Regions from separate parts of the Homo sapiens genome. Here all the other regions are linked to region 3. Evidence: read pairs that join two places in POLR2A ChIA-PET (ENCODE). Cell type or tissue: PC-3. All regions are shown on one strand. Links, peaks and the distances in the headings refer to the core of each region. The heading gives the core; the rest is flanking DNA.

The links. Peaks named below come from ENCODE experiments on the same cell type or tissue, not always from the same donor. Only the 100,000 strongest peaks of a DNase experiment are listed, where the experiment ranks them.
Region 1: POLR2A ChIA-PET joins it to region 3 with 5 read pairs; 1 of 35 experiments calls an interaction of 5 or more read pairs at or near these places.
Region 2: POLR2A ChIA-PET joins it to region 3 with 5 read pairs; 2 of 35 experiments call an interaction of 5 or more read pairs at or near these places.

Annotation. Positions count from the first base shown.
Region 1 is chr5:148,413,335-148,420,516 of GRCh38, reverse strand. It overlaps FBXO38 (F-box protein 38), which reads right to left. Exons shown (of 22, transcript NM_205836.3): 10 at 6,211-6,381; 11 at 4,447-4,589; 12 at 3,313-3,523. It also overlaps the pseudogene PRELID3BP9. Among named protein-coding and RNA genes, the nearest start is that of FBXO38, 33 kb to the right of the region's middle. In PC-3, for the core only: no CTCF peak of the experiment used is centred there; a DNase peak (open chromatin) is centred at 3,386; H3K27ac peaks cover 1,136 bases.
Region 2 is chr5:149,158,925-149,166,106 of GRCh38, reverse strand. The region is part of intron 2 of ABLIM3 (actin binding LIM protein family member 3); the gene reads right to left. Among named protein-coding and RNA genes, the nearest start is that of ABLIM3, 21 kb to the right of the region's middle. In PC-3, for the core only: no CTCF peak of the experiment used is centred there; a DNase peak (open chromatin) is centred at 3,506; H3K27ac peaks cover 2,219 bases.
Region 3 is chr5:149,049,358-149,056,539 of GRCh38, reverse strand. SH3TC2 (SH3 domain and tetratricopeptide repeats 2) reads left to right here. Exons shown (of 17, transcript NM_024577.4): 2 at 4,300-4,398. Among named protein-coding and RNA genes, the nearest start is that of MIR584, 9.5 kb to the left of the region's middle. In PC-3, for the core only: CTCF peaks have their summits at 2,939 and 3,150; a DNase peak (open chromatin) is centred at 3,359; H3K4me3 peaks cover 639 bases; H3K27ac peaks cover 1,358 bases.

The sequences.
Region 1 (7,182 bases), core at 666-5,665, 640 kb after region 3:
AAAAATAGACACTATGCTTTAGCAATTACAGAAGCATAATTGTGACACTTATAGGCAAATGTAAATTGTTAAAAAAACAGCAACATTGTGGGGCACAGTGACTGACTCATGCCTGTAATCACAGCATTTTGGGAGGCTGAGGCATGAGGATCACTTAAGGCCAAGAGTTTGAGACCAGACTGGGCGACACAGTAAGACCCTATCTCTACACAAAATTTTTTGAAAAATCAGCTGAGAGTGGTGTCACGCGTTTGTAGTCCCAGCTACTCGGGAGGCTGAGGTGGAAGGATCACTTGAACCCAGGAGTTTGAGGCTACAGTGAGCTATGATCATGCCACTACCCTCCAGCCTGAGTGACAGTGAGACTCTGTCTCAAAAAAAAAAAAAAACCCCACAAAAAAACTGTAATCATTTATTCTTATTTTAGAATGTTGCAAAATTCAGGTAATCAAGTTATATTTTCAGCTAACTAGCTCACAATTAAGTACTCTAAGTTCTAAGACTTCTCAAAATACAAACTTAAGATAATATCCTGCCAAATTATAAAATTTTGATAAATATAGTAACTGTGAAACAAAAAATCATAGTTTTGTTGGAGTTAATTTATACAAATTAAATAGCTTTTAAAATTATACAATGCCCCTCTTTTACAGTAAATTACCTCATGCAAGCTGAAGAAGTTAAATACAATACAGCAATAAAGACTGGTGTTACTTCATTCTGGGGCTGGTCCAAAACCAAGTAAAGGCCCATGCATGTAAAGATTTGTTTTTAAGACTCCGGGTCTCCCTCTGTCACCCAGGCTGGAGCGTAGTGGTGTGATCATAACTCACTACATCCTTGAAAACTCCCCACTCAAGCCATCCTCCCGCCTCAACCTCCTGAGGTTACAGGCATGTGCATTGCACCTGGCCCAGACGTGAAAAGTTTTCAAATTGTACATCAAGGAGAGTCAACATGTTAATACCAGTTTCAAAGAAATTTTAAAATTATTATTTTCACTTGAAGATTTGAACCATCAATATTAGTCAACTGTTTAACATAATTCCCCATTACCCCTTTTATTATGAAGCCCTGTATTTCTTTGTTTCAACCAAAAATCAGTCTTTTTCTAGTTCCTTAGTTTGCGGGAAAAAAAAATCTAACTTATATGTGTGTGTGTGTTGTGTGTGTGTGTATACATGTTTAATAACAGATACAACTAAACACACTACCATGTGGGAGTGACCTGTGGAATCTAATGTTTTCTACCAATCTTCATTTCTCTACAAATGCAGCCATTGCCTCTGGTTTTCTTAGGCTTCCTCTTGTTGAAGCTGTTTAATCCTTCAATTCTGGCATTTACGTATTGCTTTATACAATTATGCTTTATACATTATGTATTTATTCTTTGCTTCTCAGCATTTAACAGTATTTGAAGATACTATACTTGACAACAGTCCTAGGTAACTGCTGAAGCTGAATCCTTCCATAGTAATTATGGCTTCTTAAATCAAAATAGCTTATCCTATGTCTTGTGTATTTGGTTTTTATGCCAAATCTCTCATCTTCTGAAACCGTATTTATAAATCAAATTAAGATGTAAGTTCCATTTTCCTCTCTTAAATCAAATACAGATACAAATTAAATCAAACATGTTCTTGAATATCTTTTTGGTCCTTGTTGCAACAATATATGATTTCACAATGGCAGGCATTCTCCACTGTACTGAGAAGTCCATGGCAAAGTAATCTTCCAGTGAAGTCTACAATCTGTGTGTCAACTCAAACCACAAATGAGTTCACAGGATTTGGGTAGTTCTGAATGGCAGCTGCTGTAAGTTTCCCACGTACAGTCCATGTCCTCTGAAGTGCAGATCTTTATAGTGGTAGTAACCTGTACTATGTACCATAGCACTCAGGACAACAAAGCAAAGAGACAATACGTGACTGTCTCGCCCTCTCTTTCCCTTAACACCTGTTGGCTCTGCACTTTCATTTTTGCATTTTTAAGGGAGACTGGTTGGGGAAAGATTTTACCTAGGTTTGAAATGCTTAAGAGTATACCATGGACATAAAGTACAGAGCTAGATATAGCTGCATTTACTTCAGAAAAGTATACAAGTTAAGGCTGGAAACAAAGATTTGGATTTAATACCATATAGTTGGTACTAAAACCTTGAGCTTGAGTGAAAATGTGTAGAGAAAGATATCATGGACAAAAGTGGAATACAGGAGGTGCTACAAGCAAAGGAAAATGAGGTAGGAGAAAAACCAGCAAAATCGTTTCAGAGATGCCAAGAGAATAAAGTGTCTCAAGAGTGTACAAGTCTAGGCAACAATGTCTAATGCTGCTGAGATGTCAAATTAGATGAAAGTGGCGAAATGACCTCCAGATTCAGTAAGACAATCACTAGTGACTTTGCCAAGAGCCAAAGTGGAGAGTTCTATAGGGACCAAGTGAGATGAGAAAGTGAAGACATTGCCTACAGATGATTCTTTTGTCAGGAACTGTATACTCAGAGTGCCCCTAAAGGAAATCATGCCCTGTACACAGTACATTTCATTGTAAAAGCAGGTACATATCAGGGCACCCTATTTCTCATTAATTACTGTGTGCAAGAGTAGGCAAATGGGGAACAACAAAAGGATGGCTAGAAAAGATTCCTTTTCCAGTTCCTAAGCGTCAACTGGGAAACTGGAAAATTTGGTAACAAAACAATCTCACATCACTTCACTCATCAACAGAAGGATGGATGGAGCACCTTCACACATGGGTTGGCACACCGTAAGTATTCAATATATATTAATGAACTGGACAGATAATTACATAAATGAAATAGAATAGGTCCTTCTTAGCTAATGTACTTAATCTGCAGGGTGGAAGTGAAGACCTAATGATTAAAGGTACATGAAAGGTGCCAATGTCTAGCCCATGGTTGGTATTAATCTTTCAGTTCTTCAAATATCCAGAAATGGTCTTAATGTTCATGCTATCCATTGGTCTAGGAGACAATAAAAGATACTCCTTTGTCTAAATCCTGAAAGTTAAGTCTCAGACCTCAAGAGTTACCACTCTACCCTAATTCCCCTGGCATCTGTAATCTTTCCCATTCTGTAGGTATTCTTATAGGGTCTGTGGATAAAAGCAGTTTTGAAACAAGCAAGAAAAGAGAAAAATTTCACCTACTCCCTCATGTTCCTTATCAACTAGCTTTCCTCAATGTGGAAAGTGACAAGTTGAAACAGGGGAAAAAGGGAACAGGATAAAGCCAGAAATACAATACAAAGTGAAAATCATTTCTATCTGGAGCTCATAAAAGATCTGGGTTACCGTCAGCTGCAAACTGCTGCTCTCCTGGCTGCAGATCTTGCCGAAAGTCATTCTCCTCGTCTGAGTCATCTGGATGATGGTGATTGTTGTCGTGGATGTTGGCATTGTTATTCTGGGCATTATTATCGTCATTGTTGGAGTTCTGGTTGCTAACAAGAGCTGATGAAACACCAATTCCTGTGCCTGCACTCAGACCAACTCGAGCACAACCCTAAGGCAAAACCAAAACACATACGTTTATTAATTTGGGTTAGTATATATCCCTTCATTTTTAATATCCCTTCATTTCACCTTTACATTATAACTAATATTTATATAGTACTTATTTATGAAATGCTTTCACATACACATAGAAAATCCCATTTAAGGCCTGCAACACTTCAAGATAGATAAAGGGTTACTGGCTTGATTTACAGATGAGGAGTCATGCAAGGAGAAGAGATCTGCCCAACAGCACATGGCCAGTAAGTGGTAGAGCCGCAATTTGAAACCAGGATTCTGACCTTAAATCCTGAGCTTTCCCCATTATATTGTACTGCTTCAACAGTGGGAATGTAACCATTAATAACTGACAAGAGAGAACATAAATGGTTGAAGGATTAAGTTTTTAATTGCCTTAAGAGTACAAAGTTCTATATGTTAAGCAGTTTTAAAATAACATTTTGTACAACTGGGCTACCTCAGATTTCCCAGGCTATACAACTTAACAGAAAGATAGCAGCAAAGTAAAACATTCCCCAAATAAATCCTTAATTCTTGTTTATACTTTGGATTCCTAATTAGATTTAATCTACCAACCTAATTATATTTAATCCACCAATGAATTATCCCACGTAATAATTTCTGTCTTAAATTTCCAGCCTCACCCTTACCTTACCTTTTGTTTATATACTAACAGACAGCTTCCACTTATTTTTTCCTTACCCTTCCCCAGAGAACCCTTAATTCTCATTTAGAAGAATGAGAGGCTATGCATTATTACAACCTTTATGCCTTCACTGAGGCTGGCAGTAAAAAGTCCGACTGTAACACCGTAAAGGCATATCATTGAAAAGAAAAAAAAAAAAAAATCACAGGCTGTTTTTATTTTCTTTCCTATCAAAATAAACAAAAACTCCCTCAAATGTATCTTACCTTGGGTGGTTCACGAAACATCTGATCCAGTGAAATAAACTCTAGGCTGGGTAATAATTCAATAAACTGGCCAAAAGAGTCCAGCTTCAAAGCATGGCACCGTACTAGGTTGATATCAACCAATCGAGTCCATCTTGAGTGGTCTGTTAAAGAAATGACATGACCAGAGAAAATCTAAGTAACATTTTCCCCATTACTGATGAATTTTGATACAGGTCACAAAGACTTTCAAATCCTTTTTTTTAAAATAACTTTTCCTTTTTTTCATGACTTCTAAAACCCGATGATTCTAAATTATGATGTTTACATACCTAATTCCATTGTGAGAACTAAATGGCCTGGGGAACATTAATTTGAATCCAATCAGCCCTGATTTAAATGTGATCCACTCAACAACCTACATGGCTTTTCAACAATAGGACACTGAATTAAAAAATTATGGCATATTTATTTAATAGAACATTATGTAGCTATTTCAAAAGAATTAAGGAGAGCTTAATATGCTTGCTGACATGGAAAACTCTCCAAATTATACTTAGTACAAAAAACAAGCTACAGGACAGTGTATACAGAGTAAGATCCTTTGGTATAATATAAATCATTTTTAAATGCTACACATATATATGCTGCAATATGCATAATTTGTCCAGAAAAATATACAAAAAACTGTTGATGATGGTTACCTTTGAGAAGAGGAGAGTTTTCATTTTGTACCTTTCTGTACTGTTTGAAATTTATCAAGTGCATGTATTACTTATTTTTTTAAGTGTTAACAGGAATTCTGAGTGATGGGATTATAGGCCATTTTTTGTTTTCTTCTTTATACTCTTCTGTATTTAAGAAAACAAACAAACCAAAAACCCAATAAATGTTATTTTTTTAAAGTCATCTACGCCTGCTACATCCTAAAGTTCATATTTCCCAATAACTTCTTGGTTCAGCAGGGCCAGGGATAGAATTTAACTGCTGCTGGCACATGAGACATGACTATATTAACGAGTGATCTCAGCAGAGGTCCCAGAGCCCTAAAATAGGCCTGGATAGTAGCTTTGTGAGGAGATACAGATCCCGGTCAAGTGACTCAATAGCAGAGGAGGCTGTTCTGTAGGTGTCAGTGAGAGGCTTTGTCACAAGTACAACTTTTTCAGGCTCTCAATTTATTTAATGGTTTGTAAATTTCGGTATCTAAGAAGGGCCTTTAAGAAAACAGATGACATTACTCTGAGAGGAAAATGAACTCCCACCATAAGGGAAAAATATCAAGTGCAAAAGTCACACTTCTACATATAGGAGATTGGAGGGGGAGATCTGAAATAGACTGGGATTTCTAGTCAATAGAAATTTTTATCTCAGGTTAATGTCACTTAATTAAAGTTCAACATACATACCTACTTTGTCCTTTCAGATGATGTGCTATTGTGAAGATAATTCTGAGAAAATAACTACAATATCCTAAGTCCTAGGTAACAATGAACTAACCTTAATTTTATGTTCCTAGCCCAAAGAAGTACATATAAAAATCAGGGCACTTGAATCCACAACCTGGAGAGTATACACTTCTAGGCAGAGAACGTCAGAAGTTTAAAGAGGCATTGAATATACTTCCAACTTGGTTATCAAAGGTTACCAGAACTTGTATGAACAATCCAAATGAAATACCTACATTTTACATTAGGAATGCAATCATATCACACATAGAAAACATGGAAAGTTGTATTATTTCAGTATCAATAAAACATAGCTGTATTTTTAAGTCTGTAATACCTGAGATCCAATTGTATGGGTTGTGTAGATGAGGGCAATTGTAAATTGCCAGATATTTGATACAGGAAAAAACTTCATTGACTGCTTTCATCCCTATATCAGTGATGATACCAGGATTTTCTACCACATCAGCCAAACCATACTTCACCAGATCCGCATTAGCCATTCTGCCTAAAAAGAGCAATCAATTAAAAAAAAAAAAAGTCAAATTCTTAAGTGTTAGGGAGTGTTACCAACTTTGTATCTTACCAGTCAGTATAAAAAGTCTCTACCATCATTCTGTATCATCTGCTTATCATTGGGTTCAGGTATAATTTTAGGTTAGGTATTCCGTACATATGGTAGCACTTCTTGTACAAAATAATAAATTATATTAAAAGTCAAGGGACAGCTAGTAGGAAAAATTATTTCCAATTGTTTAGAGAAGAGAAAAGGCAAAAATTCTTAAAGCATAAGTGAAGGATCTATCATACTGGTTCATACCATGGTAAAGTTTTAGCTTTATCATTTAAAAGGAAAACAAAATCTTAAAAACTCAACTCCCTTACAATAAAATGATGTTCTTGGAGCCCAGTGTGGACATGTGTAGAGAAAGGTAAACTCTGAGAATTTAAGATTCATTGTTAGAACCCATGGCACTGGTTAGTAACATCTATCTATACCCTAAAAGTGCACTTCTAACTCAAACACATGCCACTGGGCTTTAGTGCCTACTCTCTGGTCACAAACTAGGGGTTTGGGAATAAGTAAAGGAGGATCCTTTATTCTAGATCATGTCACTAAGAATCACACCTCATCCCTTGCCTCTTATCATTTCTCCCATCTGCCTGCCCCCTCACGCTCCAAGATTCTGTTAGTTCATAGTTACATCTTTAGTGTCTAGCATAGTGCTGGGGATACAAGAGCTCATGGGAATACGTCTCTCACAGTCTGCAATCAACCAATATGCAGGACAAAAAAAAAACACTGCCA
Region 2 (7,182 bases), core at 1,141-6,140, 110 kb before region 3:
TTTATATCTTGGCTCAAATATTTAAAAAATAAACGAAAAGAATACTATGTGAGCCAACTAAAACACATTTATGGATCATTTTCTCACCCAGGCCATGAGGACAAAATAAACTTTGGTGCCATTGCCAGGTTAAATATGCTTAGATTCTAAGCAAATAAAAGCAACCCTTTGAGGGGTTTTTGATTTTCAAAGTATCTTAACATCATATCTCATATTTTTGTTATTCAATAGCATAGTCAGGACTAGCACCCGGTACTTGTGACTCTCAGCCTAGTGTTCACAGGACAGCTGCTGATGCCACCACAGCAGAAGAAAGATCTGCACTTAGAGGAGTGGATGGAATGGAATGAAATAAACATGAGTAGTGAAGGGAGGAGAAGTAATCAGAATGAGTGAGCAGGGAGAAAGGTCTTTCCAGGAGGTGCAGTAGACATGACTAGGGCAGCGTACATACAAAAGACAATCCATTTGGAACCACATGCATGATATCAAGTGAACAGCTACTTCAGGGAGATCTTCTTTTGACTTCAAAGGCTTAGGAGCCAATAGATTCCTGTTTCACTTGAGCTAGTTGGAACTGGGTTTTGGTTACTTGTACTCTAAGAGTTCTTACTAATACAAAGTCTTAAAGAGGAGATTAAAGGTTTGCACTATTATAGTGCAAGAACAACCAAAAACAATACATAAATGTATTCCAATAAAATGTATACATAAATGTATTCAATTCAATGCATAAATGTATTCCCAAAAATGTGTTCCAATAAAAATTTATATACAAAGACAGGTAGTGTGTCAGAATTGACCCTTGAGCCATAGTTTATCCACTCTTGCTACAGAATCATTCAATGGGCTAGAGAAGTATACAGAATCATTCAGTGGGCTAGAGAAGAACTGATTATACCTATTTTACAAAGCCTGCTCAGAGGTTATTTGCCTGGGTTATTAGACTAGATGACCTTGAAGGCCCCTTCCCACTGTGAGATTCAAGGATGCTTTGAATTGATTTTGTCTTAAGTATATAGAGGTAGAATCTCTACTTTCAATTCAAGCTATGTTCAGAAACTATGTTTGGAATGAAATGTGTCCTCCAACAAAAAGCCTCCAACCATAATTACCAGTTCTACAACTGAGCATATGTTGATGGAAGCCTCGATTCACAGTGAGCCAGTTAAAATGCAAGAAAGGGACAGCTAGCAGATCTTTCAAGTTAGAGTCCAGGCTGTTAATTACTTTTGTAAAAGAAATACATAAACATACAGATGGCAATTACAGTAAATATGATCATCTACATATAAATATAAAAATCCTACCCACTCCTCAAGGCCTATCTCATATGCAACATACTTCTAGAAATACTTCCTGCTTCTCCCCTCCTCCCTCTCCAAATATGAGCTTTCTTTAAAAATCTCATGTCATGCGCTTCTTATGGGTAAGCAGTGGTTCTCAAACGGATGCATTCTCAATCCTGATGCATTCTCAAACGAGTATGCATCAGAATCCTTGGATGTCTTGTTATAACACATGACCCAGGGTTTTTGACTCAGGGGGTCCAGGGTAAGGACTGAAACTGTGCATTTCCAGCAAGTTCCTAGATGATGTTCATCCTGTGGGTCTGGAGACTATATTTTGAGAACCACTGACCTACAGCATAGTTTACCTATAATGTACCTACTTTTTCATTTGTTTTATATCTTTATCAGACTTCAAATTACTTGAGGAGGGATGCTACTCAGTTCTCTGTACCCTGGAGTATTCTTGTGGGCACTCAACAAACATTTGGACACACCTATGGGGTGAGCTGAGGAGTTAAGTTTTTGGTCAGCATAAATGTGACAGCTGTTTCTCACAACAGGTATTCTTGAGCCCGCAAGGAAGGCAAATGCAACACACTCGTTCCCACGAAACAACCAGCACAGGAGATTTCTGTGGCTAAACAACGCTGTAATGGAAATCACAACACAGTCAGGCCCACCATTCTGGTGGAAGAACAAAACCCAAATGAAACCCGTCAAATGGTTATGCAACTTTTACTACATATAACATGGTTACCATGCTTTAGGGGGGTGGGCAATAAAAAATAATAGAAATATTAAAGACTATCTAAATACCCTTTATAGGAAATCCAATAAAAAAGTATGTTGGAAATACAAAATGTTGACTTGTTGTGTGACCAACAAGAAGGGCTCACCTGGGGAAAAACCATCTTCCCTAAAAGCAGCAACAAAGGAAGCAGAGACACCTCCAGACAGTGATGGATAAGCACAGACTTGAAATTAGGGGAAGAGAAAATGTGAGGAGGGACTCCATGTTGGCTGAATTGGGTCCTCCTGTCCCTGTCTCTCTCACCCCCCAAATTCACATGATGAAGTCCCTACCCTCAGTACCTCAGAATATGACTTTATTTGGCAATAGGGTTTTTAAAGAGAAAATTAAGTCAAACTGAGGTCATTAGGATAGGCTCTAATCCAATATGACTGGTGTCCTTATAAGAGGGGATGGGACACAGGCAAGCACAGAGGGACAGCCACGGGAACTCACAGGGGGAAGATGCCCACCTATGTGCCAAGGAGAGAGGACTCAGAAGAAACCAACCTTGCCCATACCTTGATCTTGGACTTCTAGAACCCAGAACTGTGAGAAAATAAATTCCTATTGTTTAAGCCACCCCGTGTGTGGTATTTTGTTATGCAGCTCTAGCTAACTAAGATAGACTGTAAATAATTATTTTAAATAGCATAAAGGATATAAAAGCTGTCAGGGAATCAGGACCATGCAATGGCCCTGGAGTAGAAGGTGCCCTGCCCTATCTTCCCAAGTCCCAGCCCCATCATCTGCTGCTTAGAGGATCCCAACATGTTGTAAGGAGTGGTCTCCTTTCCTCACTCATTCTACACACAGTAGCCAGGGGGATACATTCAAAATGCAATCTGATGATGCTTAACCCGGACTCCCACCACCTCCAGTGGCAACTTAAAACCATTCAATGACTTCACTCCACCCTTGGGATAAAGCCAGACTCCTGGCCATGGTCCACAAGGCCCTGTGTGTTCTGGCCCCTGTTGGCCTGCCCAGCCTGTCGCAGACCCTGCTCCCCTCCGGCAGGAGAAAGCAGCCTCACTGGCCTCCTTTCTTTTCCAATGCATCCTGCTCCCTCTCCACACTGGGAGATTCCCACTCCAAAACAGACACGCCAGAGATGCTTCCTGTTCAGCTGGGTTACGCGTCCTAGAAAACACATTTTGAGGCAGGTGGCTTTCAGCAGGGAGAAGTCCTGCCTGCTCATGCCCCACTGCCCTGGTCAGGTTAGCCATCAGGAGAAACTGTCTAAGCAGCAGCTGAAAAGTGTCAAAAGCATTGAGTGAGGGGACTGGCAAAAAAATGAGGCCTACGGAGGGGCACACAGGATGTTCTTCCCAATCTAGATACTGATGAATCCTGGTGACAGCACCATTCATCTGGGAGTTGTAAAAGGAACTGAAAGGTGAAATTGTGGGTCTGTCGGCCAAAATGAGTCACCTGCTCTGACGGGCATGATGAAAGGTTTCTTTCTTTCTGGTCTGGATTGCTCACGCCCTTCCAGACACAAAGAGAAGAAGCAAAGCCTCTATCCTATGGTCACTATTCTGTGTCTCTTTTGATCATCATTTAGTTGTAGAGACTATGCTTTTGGAATGAGATACTGAAACACATGAAGGGATGCATGGCCTAACAGTGGGATGAAATATTTTGAAATTAAGACAATTGTATATGAGGACACTAGACCCACAATGAACTGAGTCTTTTTACCTTGCCCCATTTACCTATAACCCCAATAAAGCTGTGTTTGTCTTGTGCTCAATTTCTGTGTCGAGTTGTATTAAATTTTAATGATTGAAAGAAACACAGCCAGCAACCAAAAGTAATAAAAAAAGCAATTCAAATCTTTTCTGGCTTTATTCTCAAAGAACAGTCAAGGGAGGAAGGCATCTGTTTAATAACCAGCAAAACAGAGGCTAACGCAAAGGCTTTCTCATTCATTGCCTCATTTGATCATCACCAACCACGAATCAGGTGAGGCAAGGATCACTCCGGCTATTTTATAGATGAGCAAACTGAGGCTTGGGGAATTGGGGAATGTGCCCAAACTTCAACACAGGTGTTCTGACTCCTAGTTCAGTAAGCTTTCTTTTCTCTATAGGCGCACACACACACACATACACATACACACACACACACAGCCCACGCATACACACACACACACAAAGTAGACCCCTTTCTACCATTCTGTGCCCTAAAATATTGGCTTTTTTCCTTGGTACTAATGGCAGAAAAAATGACTATTACAATTAAATTCAAGAAACCCCAAGAGATTCATTAACATTTGATTCCCAAACCCCAGCTAAGTGTGGCATTCAAACAGGAAAGGAAAAAATATCAAAGGAACACACAACGATTTTCACTTGCTCAGCCTCTCTAAGCTAGATTAATGCCTCAAAAAAGAAATACTGCCAGAATACCCCTCTTCTAACCAAAGAGGCACTCTGTCCCCAGTCGACTCCAGGAATCCTGGTACAATAATTAACGTGTGGGCCAGAGGCCCAAACTCACTGGCACAGGGCAGATTTTCAGATGAGAAACAGAGAAGCTCCAAATCCTACTCACATAAAGGGCTTATTGACATTATCTGCTGAAAAGAATACAGATTTCAAGAGAGACAGCCAGGCAGAGAGGGAAGGCAGAATTTTGGCCATGGAGGAAGTAGGTGGAGGGAAGGGTGGACTTCTCACCTAGCTCGGAGTCCCTAAGTCTTTCCCGGATCATTCTCTAAGTGTGTACCCTCAAGTGGACTTTGCTACTGGCTAAGGAGCATTTCCCATAGCACTGATGTCACAGACCCAAAACAATCCAGGTCAGCAAACACTTTCCACTGTAAACAGAAGGTTTCAGAGAGCTCCCGCGGGCAGATGAGCTGTGGGTGATGCCCAGGTGCCCTGGGCTAGAGGACAGGCTCCGGACCTGGGACTAACTCAAAGGACAGAAATGGCCTGGGTGAGGGCAGCCACATCCACACCCGGAAAACCCAAGAAAGAAGGTGGTCTGATTATTGGGAAGAGATAGAGGGAGGGGATTAGGGCTAAGAAGCCCCATGGCTGGCCGAGAGATGGGAAAGGAGCTGAATAAGATGATATGAACACGGGCATTCATTCTACTCGCTCTTGGGCCCACTGCTGGGCCTGGGATGAGGAGGGCCCTGGAGATGGAGGACAATTCCCCCATGTTAGACAGTTAGCCTGTGTGTACTTCAGATTCTTCCCAGCCTGGAGGTGCACACAGAACCCCCAGCTTACAGCCCAACAGATGGGCCATCAAGTATAGCCATAACTAGAAAGTGTCTCTGTCTTCCAAAGCACAGGATGTCCTAAGCCTTTCCTGAGTCCCTTGACACAAAAAGCTTTTCCTGAGTGAGCACACTACAGTGACACCAACTTTAACCTGGGGTCATTTTTTGGCACCCACCATGCCCTAGGGAAGACCTGGCTCCAAGCAGAAAGTCCCAAATCAGCACAAGTAGGTTACAAAGTTTATAAACCAAAGTTCATGTTTGTTGGCACAATTATTTATTCATCAATATTTACTGAGTAATTTCCTTCTTTTTTTTTTTTTTTGAGACGGAGTCTCACTCACTCTGTCGCCCAGACTAGAGTGCAGATGTGCAATCTTGGCTCAGTGCAACCTCCACCTCCCCAGTTTAAGTGATTCCCTGTGTCAGCCTCTTGAGTAGCTGTGATTACAGGCGTGCACCAACATGCCTGGCTAATTTTTGTAATTTTTTTTAGTAGAGACGGGGTTTTACCATGTTGGCCAGGCTGGTCTCGAACTCCTGACCTCAAGCGATCCACCCACGTTGGCCTTCCAAAGTGCTGAGATTACAAGTGTGAGCCACTGTTCCTAGCCTTACTGGGTAATTTCTATGTGCTAAGAACTGGGGATACTCCAGTGAATAAAACAGTCTTGTTTGCTAATGTTTGCTATGCTTTGGGAGTTTATCATTCTGTGGGAAGGGTCTGTGACAAGTAAACAGATATTTACAAAGTGTGACAAGTAGAATGAAGGAAATAAATAAGGGGTGGGGACAGGTAATCTAAAGGTAAAACATTTCAGCTGAGACTACAAGGATGGGAGAGGGCTGTTTGTGGAAAACCAGGGATAAGTACAAATGAGATGGAGAAACAGCATTTGCAAGGAAGGGTCCAGAGGCTAGAAAGCACATGGTGAGTTTAGGGAGGCCAGTGCAGCTAGAACATCAGGGCCAGGGAGATGCTTGCACAAAATAAGTTGGAGAGGAGGTTCTTGAGCTGTACGACGCTTAAAGGTTTACCAAAAATTTTTACAGGTGTTACATAGTTGAAACAGCTCTTTGAGGTAAGCAAGGCTGATAGGATGGAGCCATAGAACTGATAAGGATACTGGCCTCAGAGGTCACAGAGTTAGCAGGAGAGCTGAGATCTCAAGTTAGTTCTTCTGTTTGCAAGCCTATTCTATCTAAGGGAATAGGTATATACACACATACTCTGTTTAAGGGGATACACGCATATATGTTTAAATTGGGCATGATTTGCAATTAATGAAACATATAGATTTTAAATACAATAAGTTTTGACAAATGTATAGCCCACAACAGTTTAATCAAGATAAGGTATATTTCTATCACTCTAGATAATTTGCTGCAACCTTTTGCAATCAATCACCCCTCCCCCAGTCAAAGGCAAACTCTGTTATAATTTCTGTCCACATAGATTAGTTTTGCCTTCTTGAATTCCATATAAATGGAATCATACAGTATGCCCTCATTTATGTGTGATTTCTTTTACTCAGCATGTTTCTGAGATTCATTCATGTTTTGGCATGTGTCAATAGTTTGTTCCTTTTTATTGCTGAATAGTATGCCATTGTGTAAATATAATCACAGATTGTTTATCCATTTGTCTATATATAAACATTTGGGTTGTTTCCAGCTTTGGATTATTTTGAATCAAGCTGACAGCAACATTCTTGCATAAATCTTTTTGCAGATATATGTTTTTATCGTTCACAGGGAAATATCTAGGAGAGGCATTGCTGGATCATAGGTAGGTGTATGTTGAATTTTTATAAAACTGTATCAGTTTTCCATAGTTGTTGTGCCATTTTACATTTTCACCA
Region 3 (7,182 bases), core at 1,189-6,188:
GAGGGGCTCCAGGAATATTATAAAATTCAGCTTTTCATAAAAATGTACCATTAACACATATACACCATAGAATACTATACAGCCATAAAAAAGAATGAGAGCATGTCTTTCATGAGACATGGATGGAGCTGGAGGCCATTATTCTTAGCAAACTAATGCAGGAACAGAAAACAAAATGCCACATGTTCTCACTTATAAGTGGGAGCTAAATGATAAGAACTTATAAACACAAAGAGGAAAACAACAGACACTGGGATCTACTTGAGGGTGGAGGTTGGGAGGAGGGAGAGAAGCAGAAAAGATCACTATTGGGTACTGAGCTTCATACCTGGCTGATGAAATAATCTGTATAACAAACCTCCATGATATAAGTTTACCTAAGAACCAAACCTTCACATGTACCCCGAAACCTAAAATAAAAGTTAAAAAAAAAAGAATGTTGAGGTCAGTAAAGGCTTTAAGAGGATTAAAAAAAATTTACCATTTATATAGAATTGTGCATGAAATCATGTGTACAGTGTGGTGACTTTTCACAAGTGAATATACTCATCGATATTGTTTTATACAGTGGCAATTCATTCATTCTCATTGTTGTATTGGATTTATTTATTTATTTAATTTTTGGGGGATGGGTCTTGCTATGTTGTCCAGGCTGGGCTTGAACTCCTGGGCTGAAACGATCCTCTAGACTCGGCCTCCCAAATAGCTGAGATTGCAGGCATGTGCCACCATGCCCGGTTTGCTGTGTTAAGATTTAATTATATATTATATATACATCATTTACTTGTCCATTCTAGTGTAAATTGACATTTGAATTGTAGCCAAGTTTGGGTTCTTATAAATAGTGCTGTTCTGAATATTTTAGTGGATGTCTTTTGGTCTTAGTGCATGCATATTTTCAGCTTGAATTGACACTGTCAGCTTTCCAAGGATAGAACTTCAGTTTATCTTCACACTTGCAGTATATTCTAGTTGCAGTATATTCTAGGTATTCTACTTGCTCTATATCCTCACAAACACTTGGCTTTATCTGTCTTTTTTTTTTCATTTTAGCCAGTCTGTGTAGTTGTGTTCCATTGTGGTTTTAATTTTCATTTCCCTGATGAGGTGAAACAATTTTCATATATTTATTAGCTGTTTGAATATTGTCATTGGTGAAAAGTTTATTCAAGCCTTTTGCCCATTTTTCTGGTGGGCTGGCTACCTATTTCTCAAAGATTTTTGGCATTCCTTATATATTCTATGTTTGAATTATTTGATAACTATACATACGTATGATCAATATTTTCTTGTACTCTGTCACTTGCTTTTCAGTCTCTTAATTGCATCTTTTGATTAATAGAAGTTTCTAATTTTAATGTATTACTATTTATCCATTATTCCTTTTGAGGGTAGCACTTTTTCCATCCTGTTTAGGAAATCACTGTCAACATCAAGTCATGCAGATATTCTTCTATATTTTCTATAAGTTTTTTTTTGCATAGATATCTTTTTAAAAACAATTATCTAAAAAATTCTGATACAGACAGTTCACATATCACATTTTGCAAAACCTTGCAATTTTCTGCCCTAAGCCTCACAAATCCTTAAAAAGCTGTGCACCCTTTCCCCAAGCCAGGGTCCCCATCCTTGACTTCCCTTCTTCAAGGTGGGCTCACCTCACAAGCCCTCATTGTCAGGCTATTGTATTTTCTTGGAGAATTCTACAGCAGGGATACACTCACAAACTTGCCAGGGTCAGGTGTAAATGAGTGATGGAATAGGGTGGGCACCATGGTGGCTGGAGAACAAATGCCCTGCAGAGCGACAGCAACCACTTGGCCCCAGCTGACTGTTGCCATATGACAATGAGGCTCCTGGGCTACAGATCTTCCATGTTTCAAAACAAACTCAAGCATCTGGGTTATGTGAAACATTTCAATTTCTAAATGATGTCAAGCAGTTCAAACTAAAAATTCACTGTGTGGGCCAGAAAAAAATAAAGAAGATGTTTGTGGGTTTGCTGTAGTCTACGGTCAAACTTTGTCCCAGGGAAGCAGGCTGCTACTCCAAGTGTGGTCCTGGGAGCAGCAGGAGGAGCATCACCTGTGAAAACATCAGAAATGCAGAACCTCAGCTTTCAAATACTGAAGCAGAATCAGCATTTTATCAATATCCATAGGTGATTCATAGGTAAAATAAAGTTTCAAAAGCACCAATCTAGACATATGGTTCTCAACACTGGCTCAAATTAGAATCATTTGAAGAACTTATTATTAAAAAAAATCTATGGCTGTACTATGGACCACAAAAATCTGAATCTCTAAGGATGAAGCAATATTTTTTCTTTTTATTCCTTTATTATTTTTAATTTTTGTGGGTACATATTAGGTGTATATATTTATGGAATACATGAGATATTTTGATATAGGTGTATACAATGGGTAATAATCACATCAGGGTAAATCACATCGCCTCAAACATTTATCTTTTCTTTTTGTTGCAAGCAATCCAATTATACTCTTTTAGTTATTTTTAAATGTACAATAAATTATTGTTGACTACAGTCACCCCATTGTATTATCAAACATTAGATCTTATTTATTCTATCTAGCTGCATTTTTGTACCCATTAACATCCCTACTTCTCCCTAGCGCACACACCCTTCTCTGCCTCTAGTAACCATCATTCTACTCTTTATCTTCATGAGTCCAATTGTTTTAATTTTTTTTTTAGCTGGGATGAAGCAATATTTTTAAAAGGCAACCTAGATGATTCAAATAGGCAGCTGGGGTTCAAAGGCACTAATTTAGATCAGTCCTTCATTTATAAGTGGGGAAAGTGAAAACTCACAAAGTGGACAGGTGAAGTGTCTTGCCCAAGGTCATTGAACTCATGTATGGGAAGATTTGATTTGTGCTCATTCTCATTTCTCATTATTCCCAAGCCAGTGCCTTTTTGCTGCAGTTGCTTTTGGTTCCTCGGGGCAGAACTGAAAAATGATCCTGTTCAACTATATAGCTCATTGCTGCCAGGTTTCCAGCTAAGCTGCTTAGCTTTCAGCACTGAACAGCTAACAAGATTTACTGGATGAAGAGCTGACAGGCCCCTGCTTCTGCCTATTCCAGCTGAAATCCACTTCATTCTTCATGTACATCACCCAAAACAGTGCTAACTGCTCCCACTGCGAATAAATGGAAGGTCCTCAACTTGGGTGTCAAAATCCCCCTCCATAGGCACAGAGTGGAGACACAGGCTATTAGCAGCAATATGAGAATTTAGGTTCAACATTAACCAGAAGTGAGTGTGACTGCTCCACCCCTGTTGCATTCTTGAGCTGTATCATTAGAGGCACAGATCCAGTATGCAAAACTTGGTAGGCCTCTTTGGCTCTGATGCACAATTTTATAAGCACATTAAAGGAGTGACTCACAAATAGTGGTTGAGCCAAGGTTCCCTAACTCTGCTTTTCAGGACCAGGTAATACTTATCACATTCTGACTCCATGGTACAGTTCTTGAACAGTTTTATGGAAAAAAGGACAGAATCCATCAACTAAAATTAATGTGTGAAGGACTTGAGTTTCCTTGTTGTGTTTTGGGGATGCCATAAAGGAGACCCATGTTCTACAGCAATGTTTTTGACATTTCCTTCTGTAACTACTTCATTATGCTTTATAGGTGCACCATCTTCTTTCTTTTCAACTTTCTGCTATCAAAGTTTCCTCCTCCCCAGCCCTAGCCTGTGTCTTGATCTTCTTTCTTCTTCTTTTTACTCCACTTCTACCGTTGTGAAGACAGTAACTTTTCAGAGTTGGGAAGAAAGACAGGCCTGACAGGACCCTATTTAAGGGGCAGACAGGACAGCTGGGGACAATTATACATTTCAGGGCCATTATAACCACACCCCAATTGTCTCCCTAATGATGCCAATGTCTGTCTCCACTCCAGCCCTTCCATTATCTGCCCCTATTGAACCTTAAGCCTTGCTGTAGTCAGATCTGTGATGACCTGTGTAGGCTCAATGTATATTGAGCACCTTCAGTGTTCTAAGCCATGAGACGTAGTTCGATATGTGAATGGGGATCTGCTTTTTAATAAGATGGGCATACCCAGGCTGCTGCTGGATTGAGATGGCATGTATGACAGTTCTTTGATAACAGCTTAGATAATTACAAGGCAATGGTGATAACAATTAGAATTCTTCCATGCCACTAATCCTGGAAAAAATTTGTCACTTGACCAAAACTACAGCCTTGCTTATAACTTGCTTTCAACTTCCTTACACTCTTAAGATGACCTTTTATTTCATCTTCTCCAGGTAAAGAAACTCCTTCCAAGGATCCAACTGTATCGAGTGAGTGTATAGCCTCATCTGAATACAAGGAAAAATGTTTTCTGCCACAGAACATTAATCCAGGTATCCAAATGCCAAAGACAAGCCCTATTCTTCCATGTTGAGTATTGCGATAACCTCTTTATCTTTCCCATCTAAAGAGCCCCTCCCTCTTTCCCTCTTGATGAAAAGATTTTGACTATGCTATTTGCTTGCTCACAAATCTTCTGTTGCACTCCACTGCCTACAAAATTAATTTTAACTTTCTCAAGCTGTCACTCAAAGCTCTTCACAATCTGGCACTTATTAGGAGCTCCATACTTATTTGCTTTGTTGAAGAAAGTATATCATAAATTAGATTTGAAGGTGTTGAGAGATGGGGTAATTAAAAATATTTATATTCAACATGGTACCTCAAAGAGTTGTTCATACGTTGTTGCTGCTCAGAAAATCTTTGATGAATAAATACATGGGCTGCACGTGATGGCTCTCACCTGTAATCCCAGCACTTTGGGAAGCTGAGATGGGAGGATCACTTGAGCCCAGGAGTTGGGGCCCAGCCTGGGCAACAGAGTGAGACCTGATCCCTAAACAAAAAATCAAAAAATTAGTCAGACACAGTGGCATATGCTTGCAGTCCCAGCTACTTGAGAGGTTGAGATGGGAGGACTGCCTGAGCCTGGGACGTCGAGGCTGCAGTAAGCTGTAATTGCACCATTGCACTCCAGCCTGGGTAACAGAGTGAGACCCTGCCTCAAAATAAATAAATAAATGAATACATGAATGGTTGAATGAATATGTGGAGGTCACTTTTACATACTATATGATACCCAACATAGTACTTTATATGTAGTAGGTTCTGCGTAAATATTTGTTAAATAAGTGAATAACTAAATGAATATGTGAAGTGAGATTGGCTTGAGCAGAAGGGCATCTGTACGAATCTTTCAGAAGCAGAAAAAGTTTTGAAATTAATGTGAAACAAATCTTATTCTTAATACACATCTCTCACAAAATCCTTTTTAAAAGACATCGATGAAGCCCGCAAAGAGAAAATTGTTATCAGAGGAAAGGTGCACCTGGGCAGAACTCTGTAACAGAAACTCTGAGGACAAACCTGTAGAAGACTTGATTTCTGTTGTACGGTAGATGGGACCATTTTAGAGGGCAATTTGTGTGCCAAATGATCCTCACATGTTTTTCTCATTTTTGCTTGCCCATCGCTAGGTGGAAGCACCCAAATCTCCATTTAGCTGATGAGAAACAGAATGTCAGCGAGGGAAACGACTTCACCACGACACAGTTAACACGTGATGAGGAAGGGCCTTGTTCAAAACTACAATGCTCCTTCACCCTCCAAAAATATAGCTCTCCCTGTAATACAAAATATAGACTTGTGAAAAAGATTATAAATATTTAAAGGATCTAGACTACGTAAATAGATATTGTATACATGTCATACCAGGTTCTTTCTTTTCCCAATTTCAGATGAGATCGGGCATGTTCAGGGTGGTATAGCCATAAGCCCAATTTCAAATTCTGTCAAACTTCTTGGTTGACAATGAGAAAAACTTTGCCCTTTGTTTCTTGATATTGTGTCAATCTGCTTATCTGTCTGTCAGCTTGGACCACCCCTGAAAAAACCTGAATTACCATCTGTTGTTTCATGAATGCAGTAGAGTCAGCATTTTGCCTTATCAATGCATGAAGGCCAGTGAACAAAGGGTATCTGTAGGTGAAACTGAACTGACCTCGGGCTGAACTTGTCCATCTTTCAGCATTTTCCACCCTGATGCTGTTTCCAGGAAGGTCATGGAGTGAGAAGGGGAGATGGCTGTAGCTGCCAACCTCTCCTTAATGAGTACAGTTGCAGACAGAATCAGTCAGACATATTATCACAATTACAGAACTGACTTTGAGAAGGATTAATCTGTGACACAATACACTTCATGAAAATGATATTGAGCTTGACTTCTTCCCTGCTCTAGTGATGCAGAGGGTACTGTAGGATCCCACTGTGGGCACAGGGGTTCTGCTCTAAGTATCAGTTCTCACGGTTGAGATCTCAAGAGCAGTCTGCTTATTTAAGTCCAGGTCTTTTGAGTTCCATATACATAGATTCATGTGCATGGTAAGGAGATTCACACCAAATGCCCTGTTTGTCAGTCAGCAGGGGCTACGAATGGGGGATTTTGGATCAGATGTTGGAAGGATGGATGAGATGGGTTTGGTAGAAAGGAATCATAGAATCAGTTATTGCCAAGGTTAATAGTCATGATCACCTGAGGGCAGCCAGCCATGAGCAGTACTTGCTGGTAGTGGGGAGGTGAGGAGGGGAACAGCTAATGCTTAATGTGTTTACTGAATCTTTGATACATACCAGGCACTGAGTAAAAAGTTTTATATCCACGATGTTATTTAGGAAGCTTTTTTTTTTTTCCTTGAGACAGGGTCTTGCTCCGTTGCCCAGGCTGGAGTGCAGTGGTGTGATGTTGACTCACTGTGACCTCAGCCTCCTGTGCTCAAGCCATCCTCCTATCTCAGCCTCTGAGTAACTGGGCTACAGGCATGCACCACCATGCCCAGGCCACCATGTCTGGCTAATTTTTTTTTCTTTTTTGTCAGAAGACAGGGTTTTGGCATGTTGCCCAGGCTGGTCTTGAACTCCTGAGCTTAAGTGCTCCTCCTCCCTTGACCTCCCAAACCGCTAGGATTACAGGCATGAGCCACTGCGCCCAGTCTAGTAAACATCTTAAAACCCCTGTGGGATAGGTACTATAAAAGTCATTTTGCTAAAGGGAAAAGCCATGCATAGAGAGGTGATTAATTGTTTAGGGTGGCACATTTATTGAGGGGCAGAGCCAAGTC